Linked DNA regions of Homo sapiens: region 2 is linked to region 1. Evidence: read pairs that join two places in POLR2A ChIA-PET (ENCODE). Cell type or tissue: Panc1. All regions are shown on one strand.

Region 1 (8,000 bases):
TGGGACTACAGGTGTGCGTCACCATGCCCAGCTAATTTTTGTATTTTTAGTAGAGATGGGGTTTCACCATATTGGCCAGGCCGGTCTCGAACTCCTGACCTCGTGGTCTACCTGCCTCGGCCTCCCAAAGTGCTAGGATTACAGGCCTGAGCGACTGCACCCAGCCTTTTTTTTTTTCTTTTTTTCTTTTTTTCTTTTTTTAAATAGAGACAGGGTTTTGCCATATTGCCCAGGCTGAGCTCAAGCAAGGGGCTTGTCTCAAACTCTTGGGCCCACCTTGGCCTCCCAAAGTGCTGGGATTACAGTTGAGCCTCCGCACCTGGCTCCTCTGAGCTTTTTAACATGCTCTTCTTGTCTTCCTGAACCAACTATAAGGTCCCTAAAGTCAGGGATAGTGATATACACCTTCGAGTCCCTCAAAATGTGCGAATACTATGTTCTCCAAGATCCCTGGTAACTAAAATGAGTGCTTGTGGACAAATACCTAACACGCAAATGATTTACTAAATATATAGAGAGATAATGCAGGTAATTAAATTTCTGCCTGTTAACCAACACACATGAAATGCTAGGATAGTGTCTGAACAAAGTTTACAAATAATAGTACTATTTTATTGCTTTAAAAAAATCCACCTGTCTTCCTGAATGACGCACCACCCACCCCACCCCAGCCCAAAGCTAAAGCATCCTGGACAAGTTCTTATGCAAAGGAGCAGGCCTGTCTCAGGCCTCTAGAAGAGTCGGCTCCTGCCTGGAGGCACTTCCTGGCTAGGTGGGAGACAGTCCAATCACCATGGCCCACAGGAAGCAATAGCTCACTCTGTGCCAGTTACCGCTGAGGGTATTCCTGCTCGGGAACACCCAAATGAGGTATAAACTTTCCCCCAGACACTTGAAACTTGAAAACTTCCCACCAACCTGAAACACGGGAGCAGGAGCTAGAAGACAGGGTGCTGGCACACGGTGGGTGCCAGTTCCCACCAGCCTGAAACATGGGAGAAGGAGCTAAAAGACAGTGCTGGCACACAATGGGTGCCAATTCTGAATGGCAAATGACTAATGTATTGTGACCCGGAGGGTGTGCTGGCCTGGAAATGAAGCTTATGTTAGAACCTAACGATTGTGCAGACTGGCCCTGGAATGGGGAAAAGACTGCTTTTTAGTGTGGTTAATGAATACGTGTTTTAAGGCGATGCCGAGGGTGTCCATCTGTAGAGAAAACTTGGAGAGGCTAACGAGGATGGGAAAGCTTGCACAGTCACTAAGAGGGGATCTGAGGTGTGGGTCCAGGACCCATGATTGTCTGGTGTGCCCGCTGCCCACCCAGCTGCCTGGGAAAGACTGGGCGCCTGTGTCCCAGCCTCTGGTTATTGTCTGAGGGCTCCCAACCCCGCTCCAACTCCCACGTCCTGCTTGTCTCTTGCTCAGCTCTGTCTGTGCTCCACCCTCAGCTCACCTGCCCATTGACGTGACCTGCCCAGCTCCCAGGAGCATTTATATGTGTGACTCCTGCCCTCTGCTCCAACCTTGGTCCCTAAGTCATCCAGTCCTGCTGGGGTGCCTCCAGCTGCCCCGGGCTTCCTCCATGATCTCCCTAGACCTGGTCTAAATCTGTCACCTCTTGCCTCAATTTGCCCTTTTGAATCTTCTCCCTTTCCTTTTTCTGCGAGTCTGCACCCTGCTGGCCCCTTGCTAAGTCTCCTCCTTCTGTCCCTGTCTTTGCTCCCAAGGGTCCTCACCAGCGAGGGTTCTGCCTTCTTCTCTGGAGTTGTCTCATCCTCCCTGTTTCTTGGAGGCCTGTCTGGGGCCCTGCTTCTCAGGGAGGTACCTGAGGGTTCCTGGGATCCCTGGGGACCATGCCTTCCTGGACAGCTATAGGGTTCAATGGAAAAGCATGGGTTCTGGAGGGCAGGCACACCTTCATTTGAATCCTGACGCTGCTCCTTTCTAGAGTGACCTCAGGTCACTGCCTTATTCTCTGCATCTATAAAATGAAGATAATTCCAACCTATTTAGTTGTTCTAAGGATTATATTAAAATGTGTAAGAGACCTGGAGCAGGGCTGAGCACATAGCAAATGAGTAATAATGGTTGCTTTCCTTTCTTCCTCTGACACTAGTGTCTGCACCATCCACTGGGCACTGTGGGTCAAGCCACACTGAGCCGCACTGGCCAGACCCTACCTGGACTCATAGGCGAGAGGCTACAGTGATGGGGACAAGGGAACCTGGTACTGCCAGGGCCCAAGCCCCACGCCCGGTGCCAGGTGGCTGAGGATCTCCCCAGGCCTGGCACGGGTGCTCAGGCTTGGGGCGCTGATTTGTCTCCCCTGCCCAGACATGTAAAGGGCCACTTAAGGAGGTCGAGGGGTGGAGTCCAGGGCCCTGAGCCAAATCTCTGCCCAGGCTGTAGCCCTCAAGTCATGGGAAAATCTGCTTCTGGGGTGGAGGCTGGTCTTGGAATGGCAGGTAAGGAGCAGGACAGGATGGGGAGGACCACCTCGCAGACCTCACTCTCACCACCAGGTATACACACACTTGTGACTTGCTTGCCCCCTCAGTGGGTGAGCAGTTTCTTCAAGCCCTTGAAACGCCAAGGTCTTGTCACAGTTTTCTCCCGGGGCAAAGGGGCTACTTTCCCCTACACTAAAGAGAGCCCTCTCCGAACAATTTATTCTTTGCCAGAGATACTGGGCTCTGTGCAGGCTCCTAGAGGGAGCTTTCTCTACCGATCAAGAAGCATCTGCTTCCCTTATTCACTTAGCAAAAATTTCTTCTTTTTTTTTTTTTTTTTTTTTTTTTTTTTTTTTTTTTTTTTGCGGCGGAGTCTCACTCTGTCTCCCAGGCTGGAGTACAGTAGTATGATCGGCTCACCACAACCTCTGCCTCCCAGATTCAAGCCATTCTCCTGCCTCAGCCTCCCGAGTAGCTGGGATTACAGGCGCCTGCCACCATGCCCGGCTAATTTTTATATTTTGAGTAGAGACGGGGTTTCAGCATGTTGGCCAGGCTGGTCTTGAACTCCTGACCTCGTGATCCACCCGCCTCAGCCTCCCAAAGTGCTAAAATTACAGTCGTGAGCCACCGCGCCTGGCCCCAGAGATGGCTTTCTGTCCTGAGCAAGAAGGAAATATTCTGGAAGTTATACTTTCCAATGCTTTCCTCCCCACCAACCGGACAAAAGGCCAGGGGCCCACTCCAGCTGCCCTAGGGAATCCCCCAACATCTCACCTCTCCTTAGCTCCTCTGGGCTTCTGCAGTGACATCAGTGTGACTTCAGCACTGCGCTTTTTGAGCTAGCGGCTCTGCTCCGCTGCCCTCGGGCCCCACTTCCTCTAAATTCCCCGTTCCTCTCCCCGTGGCTCCACTTCTTCTTCGGGGCCGTGGCAGCGTTCTTCAATGTTCCCCGTGCACAGCCTGGATCCTGGCTGCCGCCTGTCCTACCTGTCCACGAGCTCCCCCTCTTTTTTTCCTCACTCTTGACTCAGAGAAACCCCACCCAATGCCTGCCAGATAGCGGAAGCTTAACAATCAGTTGTTAGATGTGCAAATAAAATACAGCCACAGATCGTTATATTGGTAACACAAACACAACATTCAGAGACCAAGAAAATGAAAAAGGGAGGTCTAGAAGGTCCTCACCTTCGTTCTTTTGTAAATAACGATGTCTTTATTATCAACAGGTCCCACCAAGGATTTTCCTGGTGTGTAAATTTATGAGGTGTCTTATAAAGGAATGACAAATGGAAAACACAGTTCATTATACACTTAACAAATTGCCTTTATTAAAAAAACAAAAACCAGGAAATCAGGATTGTCCTTGAGGAGTGAACACACCCAGGGGCCATGCCCCAAATGTTCTTTCTGTGTCAAGTGAGCCAACCCCGTCCCCTCTGTCCCATTCCCACACACACGTTTCCTCTTGCGCAGCTCAGGCACCGGGACTGGGTCCCCTCCCTAGCCCTGCCGGGAAGGAGAAAAGAAAGCGAGACTGAGCCCAGCCAATCAACAGTCAGCATTTCTGAAGCTCCTCCCCAAATACAAATATGCGCTCCGCCCCCGCTAGCGCCACCTGGAGGGTGAAGAGCGAAATGCGGCGACTGCACTGGGTCCTCGGCCTGGCGGAGCCGCCCACTTCGCTGGTTTTTGCAGCCGATGGAGACCCGGACTCCGCTCCGAAACCTGCTGACCGCGGTGGGGTTATTCGGAGCGGAGCCGCCGAGGGGCTGTCGAGCGCTTTTGAATCTGTTTACTTGAAATGACTTTCCCCACAACTTTCCCTGATTTCTATTCCCACTTGACCAAAAGAATGAGTTTGATGTGGAAAAGTGGCCAGAAAAGTGGCAATAGTGGTGTTAGGTGCTCAATGGCATCTCTTTGGGCTCAGCCTCCATTAAGCAAAGTAGATGCCTGGGGTGGGGAGGTGGCACCCTTTTTCCGGATCCCCAGTCAGTGGGGCAGGGGCTTCGGACACTGTCCCCACAGCTGGACTAGTGGCCCAGAGATCCTAGAAGGGACCCAGCCTTCCCGCGCTGCACCCAGACCTCCGGGGTGTGACCGCCAAGCTGTCCTGGCTCCCCTGCTCAGTGGCCTGATGGGGGTCTCAGTCCCGCACTCCCTCGTGGGGTCGGGGCACTAAAACAATCATTTTTTCAGGCCATGCTCCTTGATCCTAATTTAAAAGGCGGCCTGGCCGGACGCGGTGGCTCATATCTGTAGCTCCAGCACAGAGTTGGAGGCCAAGGCAGGCGGATCACCTGAGATAAGGAGTTTGAGGCCAGCCTGGCCAACATGGTGAGACCCCCGTCTCTACTAAAAATACAAAAATCACCCGGGTGTGGTGGCACGTGCCCGTAGTCCCAGCTACTTGGCAGGCTGAGGCAAGAGAATCGCTTGAACCCGGGAGGCGGAGGTTGCAGTAAGCCAAGATCATGCCACTGCACTCCAGCCTAGGCGACAGAGTGGGACTCTGTCTCAAAAAAAAAAAAAAATTAGCTGGGTATGATGGTGCAGTCTGTAATCCCAGCTACTCGGGAGGCTGAGGCAGGAGAATCGCTTGAACCCGGGAGGCGGAGGTTACAGTAAGCTGAGATCACGCCACTGTACTCCAGCCTGGGTGACACAGCAAGACTCTGAGACTCCATCTCAAAAAAAAAAAAAAAAAGGAGGCCTGGGAAGGATCCCCTCTGAGACATGGAAGACTTGCTTGACTCAAGGTGGGTTTTTTCCTTGAGTCCCTCAGTAGCCCTCAGGACAGTCCCTCAGGTGCCACCTGCCCTCCCCTGCAGGAGAGGTTTGTTCTGGGAGGAGAAGCCCAGACAGGCACGGGTGGCGGGAGGGCAGGTGGGCATCTGCCCCCAACAGGCCTCTCTGCTTTGGGAAGCCCAGGTGCCCTCGGGACCCTTGAGAAAGGAAAGGTGGCGGGGAGAGAGGAGGGCAGGATGAGTTTTTTTTTATTGACCACCTACTATATGCCATATGCTATGTAGATTTCTGACCACGACAGCGGCCTCCTAACAAAGGCCCAAGAAAGCTGACTTTAAAATTACATTTACATGCCCTTGAATAGCATATATTAATTTTACACAAAGGAGAATATGCCTTTAGGCTGTTTTCCTTTTTCTTTCTTTTCTGTGGCCAAAAAAAAAAAAAAAAAAAAAAAAAGTGGGAGGGGGGTTGATGGGCTTAGGACAGAAAGGAAGAGGTATGCCACCAAAATCACCTGAGAAGAGAAGGGGGGGCTGGGGGTGGGGGTGGCCTGAGAGAAGGACAGACCCTGGCCTCTCCCAGTGGATAAGGAAGAATCTTGCTCTAGCAACTTCAAGATGGTTTGCCTGGTCAAGGAGGGGAAGGGACAGGGCGAGTCCATGGGCCCTGCTCAGGGCTGGCTGCTGGGAAAGGAAGGTCTGTGTCAGTCATGGAATCCAGGAAATCTGCCAAGTTTAAGGCTCAAGGGGGATGGGGGAGCCACCTTTTCTAGGGCCACTATGGGTGGTCTTGGGGCCCTCAGAGGACTTGCTTCTTGGGCACCTGAGTTAGACCTGGCAGAACCAGCAGACACCTTAGGACCTAAGATGGGCCCTCCCTGCCACTCTCTGGGCAAGAGCCCCAAGCCCATATCTCCAGGGTCTGTGTGGAGGGCACTGCTGGGCCCCTGAGAAGTGCAGAAGGTCAGGCTTTCCTGCCCTGGCTTAGCAAAACACCCGGCCTCCATCTCCCCCATTGTTCCCTTGTCCCCACGAACATGCTAGCCCAGTTCTGCTCAGGAAAATCAGCCCCCGCAGCCCAGGTTCTTGCACCTTCCTGTCCTGAACTTCTTTGTCCCTGTCTACTCCTCTCCCCACTGTTCACAGCCCCCAACCTCCCAGGGGCCCACATTCAGCTCCTGAAATTCATTAAGTGTGGCAAGGAAAGGTCTCCACTCAAGAGATTTCAAGATGTCTGGGGACAGGCAGGTTTTCCAAATGACCCTGGAGGCCGGGTGCTTGGGACGCAGTGAGAGGGAGGGGACAGCAAGGGGAGGGCTGGGTTAGATCTGCTCAGGGACAGAGCTGTGAGCCAGTACCCAGCCTGGCAGCAGGTGGGCTGGGTGACAAGCCCTCGGCCTCAGCCAGTCTCTAGCACAAGAGAGCCCCGGGCCCCCTGGGAAATTCTGTGTGGACAGAGGGTGAGGTGAGAGTCCTGGTCTGGCCCTGGCTCTGCCGCTGGCTTGCTCAGAGCCCCCTCGGGACCTCAGCAGCCTCATCCTTAAAATGGACAAAACAAGGGCTGGGGCCAGGTGCAGTTGCTCACACCTGTAATCCCAGCACTTTGGGAGGCCGAGGCCGGCAGATCTTGAGGTCAGGAGTTCCAGACCAGCCTTATCAACATGATGAAACCCCATCTCTACTAAAAATACAAAAGATCAGCCAGGCATGATGGAGCGTGCCTGTAATCCCAGCTACTCGGGAGGCTGAGGCATGAGAATCGCTTGAACCCAGGAGGCGGAGGTTTTAGTGAGCCGAGATTGCACTATTGCACTCCAGCCTGGGCAACAGCACGAGACTCCATCTAAAAAAAAAAAACAAAAAAACAAAAAAACAAGGGCTGGCCTGTCTGCCTCCGGGTTTGTGACTAGGATCTCATGAGAGCTCTGTCTGAAAGGGGAATTTCCCCTGTCTTCTGTGAAATGAGGAATGGAGAGAAGCAGGGAAGGCAGGCAGTTCATGTCAGCTAAGGCTGTGGAGTACTCGCTATGTGTGGGCTCAGTACCAGGCACTCAGCACCCTCTCATTTAATTCTCCCAACAACCCCGCAAGCCAGGCATGATCAACAAGAGCACAACATCTGGCGAGTGGGCAAGCTGGCACGAGAATCCACAGCTCCCAATGCGAAGCCCCTGCCCTTTACCCAGTGCCACTCTGGGACAGATGTTCCCCTGAAGGACACCCTCTGGGGTGGGGAAAATGCCCTCACTGGAAGCCTGGAAGTTTAGTGCTTGGCCCCAGCTGGCTGAGTGGACTTAGGGAACTGACTTAACACCTCTGCCCTCCATGCCGTCCTTTGTCTGAGAGGAGGTTTACTCTCTGGGAGTCACTTTTATGATCCCAGCCCTGATCCTTTGTTGGGTTAGAAAAGGAATGAAAATGCAAATGGGCGTTAGACCTGGAGCCAGGGGCCAGGGCCCTGGCATGGGCCTCAGGACTATTGCCCTGCTTTTGAGCATCCCTACATGTGGCCTGGGCCTAGCCACCCCAGGAGACAGGCAGGAGCCTGTTACAAGCCCATGTGTCAGAAAACTAAGGTCAAGTGAAGAAACACGACGTCTCAGGGTCCAAGAGCAAATTAGAGGCAGAGCCAGGGTTGGAATCCAGGTCTTCCAGCTCTTAGCCCAGCTGCCCGGCTCAGGCCCCAGCTTGGAACAGAGGGGGAAGAACAGGAAAAAGGGGCTGTGGCCTTCTCTGAAAGCTCCAGGGGAGGACCAATGTCCTTGCCTTTGCCAGCTTCTAGAAGCACCCACAT
Region 2 (8,000 bases), 280 kb before region 1:
ACACGCCTGTAGTCCCAGCTACTCAGGAGGCTGAGGCAGGAGAATTGCTTGAACCTGGGAGGCAGAAGTTGCAGTGAGCTGAGATCGCGCCACTGCACTCTAGCCTGGGTGACAGAGCGAGACTCTATCTCAAAACAAAAACAAAACCCAAAAACACTCTACTGGGGCACTTGTTAAAAATGAAGATTCCAGGCCAGGCATGGTGGCTCATGCCTATAATCTCAGCACTTTGGAAGGGCAAGGGAGGCAAATCCATTGAGCTCGGGAGTTCAAGACCAGCCTGGGCAACATAGTGAAACCCCATCTCTGTAAAAAATACAAAAAATTAGCTGGGTGTGGTGGCACACACCTGTGGTCCCAGCTACTCAGGAGGCTGAGGTGAATCACCTGAGCCCGAGAGGTCAAGGCTGCAGTGAACCGAGATTGCACCACTGCATTCCAGCTTGGGCAACATAGTGAGACCCTGTCTAAAAAAAAAAAAATAGTGTCCCAGGGTTTCTCACTGGAGATTTTGTTTCAGGAAGTTGATCTGCAGTGGGACCTGGAATTTTATACATTGAGCATAGTGCCAGGCAATGCTTATGATCAGATGATACTAATTAACCCCTGGCATCATATGATCTTCACTGTGATTGGAGTTAGAAGATTTAGCTTCATATCCTGCCTTCTCCTATCAACACACACACATACACATATACACACACACGTGCACAGGCATGCCAAATTGGCTGTTACTTATCTCACTTGTATTATTTATATCTTTTTACTCATAAAAAGACTTTGGGCTGGGTGTGGTGGCTCATGCCTGTAATCCCAGCACTTTGGGAGGCTGAGGCGGGTGGATCATGAGGTCAGGAGATCGAGATCATCCTGGCTAACATGGTGAAACTCTGTCTCTACTAAAAATACAAAAAATTAGTTGGGCGTGGTTGTGGGTGCCTGTTGTCCCAGCTACTCGGGAGGCTGAGGCAGGAGAATGGCGTGAACCCGGGAGGCAGAGCTTGCAGTAAGCCGAGACCGTGCTACTGCACTCCAGCCTGGGTGACAGAGCGAGACTCCGTCCAAACAAACAAAAAAGACTTTGAAGTTGATCTGGCTTCTACATTTGTCATTTTTCTAAAACTCTTCCCTTGTCTGGAAATCAAAGGTGTTTGCAGTGCACTAAAATCTCATCTGAGGTTGCATTTTTCTTCAACATGTTAACAGAGTAGAACTGTATCCTTTTTCACGAAAGCACAGTTACACAAAATATAGGAAGCTGTCAGTGGGAATCAGCTTTGGGCCAATATCTCAAATAAGAAATATTTGGAAGTAGTTGTGGAGTTTTGCAAGGAGTAGTTGCCAGGCATGGTGGGCTTATGCCTGTAATTCCAGCTACTCAGGATGCTGAAGTGGGAGGGTCACTTGAGCTCAGGAGCTTGAGACCATCCTGGGCAAAAAAATAAAATAAAATAAAATATCCTTTGAGGTAATGGATGAGGACTTTCCTTCTAAGAAACCAGGAAAGATGATTGCTCCAGAAAAAGGCAGACATATGGGAGGTTTTAGAATCTGATTAGTAGAATGTTGGCACAATATGATTTTAATAAGATTCTAAGGCTATTGTTTGCATCTAACTCTTTACAAATTATTTTGGGATTTGGAGTGTTATTAGATTTCTAAAATGCTGTTGTGGCACGGCTCCCTAGAGTTTCTGAATTGTGTGCCATCCTACTAATCTCTGTACCCTTTTTCCACTGGGCTTTATGGTGATGCATGTTCATAAGGAACAATGGCAAAGGAAAGCAGAGTGACCCTTGATTCGTGACTGTACCTGAAACTTCAGTGTAGAGATCTCTGGCAAACTTGGCTGGAGCGTATGGAGCTTATCATTTTCCGAAAGTATTATAGTTATCTTTGGACTTTTGTGATACTTGCTGTATTTTATCTTTTGTGGTACCCAAATCTTGGCTCACTGCAAGCTCCGCCTCCCGGGTTCGTGCCATTCTCCTGCCTCAGCCTCCCGAGTAGCTGGGACTACAGGCGCCCACCACCTCACCCGGCTAATTTTTTGTATTTTTAGTAGAGACGGGGTTTCACCATGTTAGTCAGGATGGTCTTGATCTCCTGACCTTGTGATCCGCCCGCCTCAGCCTCCCAAAGTGCTGGGATTACAGGCATGAGCCACCGCGCCTGGCCAAAAAAAGGCTGGTTTTAAACTGCTGGGCTCAACTGATCCTCCTACCTCAGCCCCCCAAAGTACTGAGATTACAGGTGTGAGCTACTGCATCTGGACTTTGAATTATATTTTAATAAAGCTTTTATATTTAAAAAGAGAAAGTGGGACTGTATAATACAGAGAGAGAGAGGGATAAATATTTTGTGAGAACCAGGTATCCCCTGAGGAAATAATTTTAATCATGACATCAGGAGGAAGGTTGATTGAAGTCAGACTAAGATAAACCTTCACTTTTTGTTCAGTATACAAAAACCAAAAACCTGGAAAAATCCTTCCTTTAACCCCCTCCACCCCCCGCCTCCATACCGTGTAATGAAGACAAATGAGAGATGCCTATAAATACTGATACAAGATAATTTGTGCCAGTTCTCTGTCCCCTTATTGAGTCAAAACTTGCTGCCAAATTTTATAAAGGAAGGATAGGTGAAATCTCACATTGGGGGCCAATCCTATCTACAGTGGTCTTAAAATTCAAGGAGACTTCATTTGCAGCAATTAAAATGAGAACAAAATGTGATTTATAGACTCATGTATAATTTTAGGCTTTGTTCTAGTTACTCTGGCCATATATCGCTTACCCCTCAAACAGTCATTCTATTTATGCGTTTTGTGGGTCTAGACTCAGAACAGCGTTCAGTGCTGACATCTTGACTTTGCTTCATGATGCCTGAGGTCTCAGCAGAAGACTCAAAGGCTTAGGGCTTGAATCATTTGAAGGCTCGCTCGCCTGCGCGTTTGGCAGTCGATGCTGGTTTGGTTGGTGGACTCAGTTCTTCTTCGTACGATCTTCTCACTGTGGCCTCTCCACATCAGTCTGGGCTTTCTCACGGTATGGCATCTGGGCTCCCAGCACAAGCATCCCGGAAGAGCAAGAGCAGAGCAAGCTATGCCGTCTGTTATCATCTATCTCCAGAAGTCCCGCACTGTACTTCTGCCGCATTCTGTGCCGCGAGGCCGTCACAGTGTCCTGGTCAGATTCACATGGAAGGAAAGAATCTCTAGACCTTGATGGAGAGGGACAACATACTAGAAGTACATAAAATACTGTTCTGAAAATATTGTTGTGGCTTTTTTTTTTTTTTGGAAAATACAGGCTGCCACAGACTGGAAGGGGACCTTTCAGGCAACCGGTCCGTTCCCTCATTTCCCAAATGAGGACACTTATGTGCAGAGGCACGCCGCATGGCCACAGCCACGGGGCATGGCCACAGTCGTATTCTGTGGTTGGTCAGGCTGGGACAGGAATGCAGCTTTTCTGACTCTAGGCTTGGGTCTTTCTCACGATGCTGCCCTACTCCCCTTTCCTAATCATAGTTCACTCACTCACCTCATAAGTGTTCCTCCCCCTGGAGTTTTCTCCGATGAGCAGACAGGATATCAGGAGCTAGACTAGCAGAGTTCCTGCACATACTGGAGATGCACGTGTTTCCTATCCTTTTCTCCCTCTGTTGTTGTTTTAATTGACCCACCGTTTTTAAGAAGTCCTAGCTGACTGGTATACTATGACAATACAATAGAATGGAGTCATTTCCTAGCGTTTGGAAACTAAATGGTAAATCTAGTTGAGCATTTCTGTTTGCCTTTTTTCAGGTGCTCAGAATTTTGATGTCATACGACTATCAACTTACAGAACAGCCTGCAAATTACGATTTGTACAAAAACGATGCAACCGTGAGTCATTTCTACTCATTTCTGTGATAGCTGGATAGAGTTCTCAATATTAGAAAAGACTTTAACATCTTTTAGTTGTATTGTAATGTTAATTGAATTATTTTTGTCTTAAGTATTTATTAGTATGTAAGCTTTGTAATGGAAGAACTTGTCATTTTACTTCTTTGTCCTTCAAAATGTTTAACAAACTCAGTCATGTAACTAGTTTTGAGGCTGTTGTAGTATTAATGTTCTTTAAATGGGAGAATGGATTTCTCTGTCACTTTTATTAAGGAAATGCTTTATGTAAAATTAATACAATTTATCAGCTGCTGGAGGAAAAGAAAAACAATGTTTTTGATAAAGGTATAATTGGAATTGATTTTCTTCATTAAGCTTAATGTAACATGAATCAACCTTTTCTATAAATAATTGCTACCATGTGGATCATAAAATAAAGTGTGTGTGTGTCTGTATATATGTATATGTATGTCTGTGTGTGTATATACTTAATCTTTCTTCTCTTTATTTCCATGAAGATGAACTAGCTCGTGACAGAATTATTGTACTTTTCTCGTGTTTGTGTGTATCAGTGGAAAAAGTATTTTATACAATGGAAAGAGCATTAACCTTAGAATTGAAAAACCTTGGTTTTAGTTTTTATTTATTTATTTTTTATTATACTTTAAGTTCTAGGGTACATGTGCACAACGTGCAGGTTTGTTACATATGTATACATGTGCCATGTTGGTGTGCTGCACCCATTAACTCGTCATTTACATTAGGTATATCTCCTAATGCTATCCCTCCCCCTCCTGCCATCCCATGACAGGCCCCGGTGTGTGATATTCCCCTTCCTGTGTCCAAGTGTTCTCATTGTTCAATTCCCACCAGTGAGTGAGAACATGTGGTGTTCACTTTTCTGTCCTTGCGATAGTTTGCTGAGAATGATGACTTCCAGCTTCATCCATGTCCCTACAAAGGACATGAACTCATCCTTTTTTATGGCTGCATAGTATTCCATGGTGTATATGTGCCACATTTTCTTAATCCAGTCTATCATTGATGGGCATTTGAGTTGGTTCCAAGTCTTTGCTGTTGTGAATAGTGCTGCAATAAACATACGTGTGCATGTGTCTTTATAGCAGCCTGATTTATAATCCTTTGGGTATATACCCAGTAATGGGATTGCTGGGTCAAATGGTATTTCTAGTTCTAGATCCTTGAGGAATCGCCACACTGTCTTCCACAATGGTTGAACTAGTTTACAGTCCCACCAGCAGCGTAAAAGTGTTCCTATTTCTCCACATCCTCTCCAGCACCTGTTGTTTCCTGACTTTTTAATGATTGCCATTCTAACTGGCATGAGATGGTATCTCATTGTGGTTTTGATTTGCATTTCTCTCATGGCCAGTGATGATGAGCATTTTTTCATGTGTCTGTTGGCTGCATAAATGTTTTCTTTTGAGAAGTGTCTGTTCATATCCTTCGCCCACTTTTTGATGGGGTTGTTTGATTTTTTCTTGTAAATTTGTTTAAGTTCTTTGTAGATTCTGGATATTAGCCCTTTGTCAGATGGGTAGGTGGCAAAAATTTTCTCCCATTCCGTAGATTGCCTGTTCACTCTGATGGTAGCTTCTTTTGCTGTGCAGAAGCTCTTTAGTTTAATTAGATCCCATTTGTCAATTTTGGATTTTGTTGCCATTGCTTTTGGTGTTTTAGACATGAAGTTCTTGCCCATGCCTGTGTCCTGAATGGTATTGCCTAGGTTTTCTTCTAGGGTTTTTATGGTTTTAGGTCTAACATTTAAGTCTTTAATCCATCTTGAATTAATTTTTGTATAAGGTGTAAGGAAGGGATCCAGTTTCAGCTTTTGACATATGGCTAACCAGTTTTCCCAGTACCATTTATTAAATAGGGAATCCTTTCCCCATTTCTTGTTTTCGTCAGGTTTGTCAAAGATCAGATGGTTGTAGATGTGTGCTATTATTTCTGAGGGCTCTGTTAGACCTGGTTTTGCCATTTATTATAAACAAATAATCTTGGGCAAATCACGTTACAGCTGATAAATTCTACTCTACTTTAAGTCTTACTCACAAATCTTAACTTAAAATTCTCTCCGAAGAGTTTATCATGCCATCCTAGATCGAAGTGATGTTTCTTTCTCCAGTGGTTTCTCAAAGCATTATTTTTTACATTGTGAGTTGTTACCCATTAATGCTTCATGAAATCATTTTGATGGGCTGTAGCCAGAATTAAAAACATATAATAGGAAAAAAAAGGAAGAAAAATAAAATATTAGAATGCAACTTATGTGGTAAGGCTAAATGTGTTCTGATATCTGGATGTATCTATGTGTTTGTGTGTGTACATGATGATTTAAATATATTTCTGTGATGATTTAAATATATTTATATATCTAGATATATGTATGTGTTTGTGTGTATATGTGTGTATGTGATGATTTAAATATATTTCTGTGCTCGTGGTCAAAAAGTTCGAAAACCACTGCCTTAGAACAACTCTCGTTTTTATAATTCCTGCCATAATTATTCTTGGGAAACAGTAGTCTACGTGTGGAGTGTTGAGAGCCTGACTAGGCTAGTGGCATTAGTAATATAAAGTAAAAGATGCATTGTTCTAAAGGTTTTATTTTGTTACCTTTCACGTAGGATTCTAGAGTTGATCTGAAAAAAATTTTGAGACTGTACAGGATAAGTAGTAGTCAGTTTTCAAGTTTTTCCATATGTATGTTCAGTTGTTCCTTTACTTTTTGTTGAAAGGGTCAATAAACAGAAGAAAATAAACAATTTTCTTCAATGCTGAAGAGTCTTCTCATGCTTATTCATTGAATATGAATATATTCATGAATCTGTACAAGTTTTTCCATATGTATTTTCAGTTGTTCCTTCACTTTTTATTGAAAGGGTCACTAAACAGTCAATAAACAGAAGAAAATAAACAATTTTCTTTACTGCTAAAGAGTCTTCCCATATTCATTCATTGAATATGAACATATTCATGAATCTGTACAAGAATGTTCATGGCAGTGTCCATATATGAGAAGGTCTGCTTTTTGACCCTCTTGTGTTCCCTGGTCTGTTTGTCTATCCTTCTACCAATACCAGACTGTTCTAATACTGCACTTTCTTGTAGCAGTAACCACTATTAGAATTTAGTAAATCTAGATGTCAGGCAAGGCAAGTCTTCCTACTTTGCTCGGCTTTTCTTTTTAAGATTCTCTGGGACAGTCTTGTCTTTTTAACATTCATTTTCATATAAACTTTAGAATCTGCTTGCCAATTTCTACTAAAACCAACAAAACAACTCTCCTGTGTTTTTTTTATTCATTTCTTTTTTCAAGTATAATTTACACACAGTAAAATTCCTCTTTTACTGTACAGTCCTGCAGAGATTTTGATTGGGATTCTGTTGAATCTGTAAATCAAGTTGGGGAGAATTGACATATTGCCAATGTTGAGATTTCCTCCTGTGAACGTGGTATATGGTCATCCCTAGAACTATTTAGGTCTTTAATTTCTTTGTAGAGATGTTGCACATCCTTCATTGGATGTTTTTTATTTTTTAAATTTTTATTTATTTATGTTTTGAATCAGAGTCGCTCTATCGCTCAGGCTGGAGTGCAGTGGCGCAATCTTGGCTCACTGCAACCTCCGCCTCCTAGGTTTGATTCTCCTGCCCCAGCTTCCCCAGTAGCTGGAACTACAGGCGCCCGCCACCATACCCAGCTAACTTTTGTATTTTTAGTAGAGACAGTTTCGCCATGTTGTCCAGGCTGGTCTCGAACTCCTGGCCTCAAGTGATCCACCTGTCTTGGCCTCCCAAAGTGCTGGGATTACAGATGTGAGCCACCACTCCCAGCCTCTTCATTGGATTTATTCCTAGGTCTTCAGTGACATGATACTATTATTTTAAAATTTCTTTTTTTTTTTTTCTTTTTTTATTTTTTTATTTTTTTTTATTGATCATTCTTGGGTGTTTCTCGCAGAGGGGGATTTGGCAGGGTCATAGGACAATAGTGGAGGGAAGGTCAGCAGATAAACAAGTGAACAAAGGTCTCTGGTTTTCCTAGGCAGAGGACCCTGCGGCCTTCCGCAGTGTTTGTGTCCCG

The links. ChIA-PET counts read pairs that join two places held together with the same protein. Peaks named below come from ENCODE experiments on the same cell type or tissue, not always from the same donor. Only the 100,000 strongest peaks of a DNase experiment are listed, where the experiment ranks them.
Region 2: POLR2A ChIA-PET joins it to region 1 with 15 read pairs; 2 of 35 experiments call an interaction of 5 or more read pairs at or near these places.

Annotation. Positions count from the first base shown.
Region 1 is chr2:25,358,183-25,366,182 of GRCh38, reverse strand. No RefSeq gene overlaps it. Among named protein-coding and RNA genes, the nearest start is that of DNMT3A, 20 kb to the right of the region's middle. RefSeq lists enhancers at 3,441-3,490, 3,541-3,640, 3,911-3,990, 7,208-7,743. In Panc1, a CTCF peak has its summit at 4,064 (motif pointing left); a DNase peak (open chromatin) is centred at 4,082; H3K4me3 peaks cover 1,287 bases; H3K27ac peaks cover 832 bases.
Region 2 is chr2:25,634,903-25,642,902 of GRCh38, reverse strand. DTNB (dystrobrevin beta) reads left to right here. Exons shown (of 21, transcript NM_021907.5): 3 at 3,809-3,889. Among named protein-coding and RNA genes, the nearest start is that of DTNB, 35 kb to the left of the region's middle. In Panc1, no CTCF peak of the experiment used is centred here; no DNase peak of the experiment used is centred here.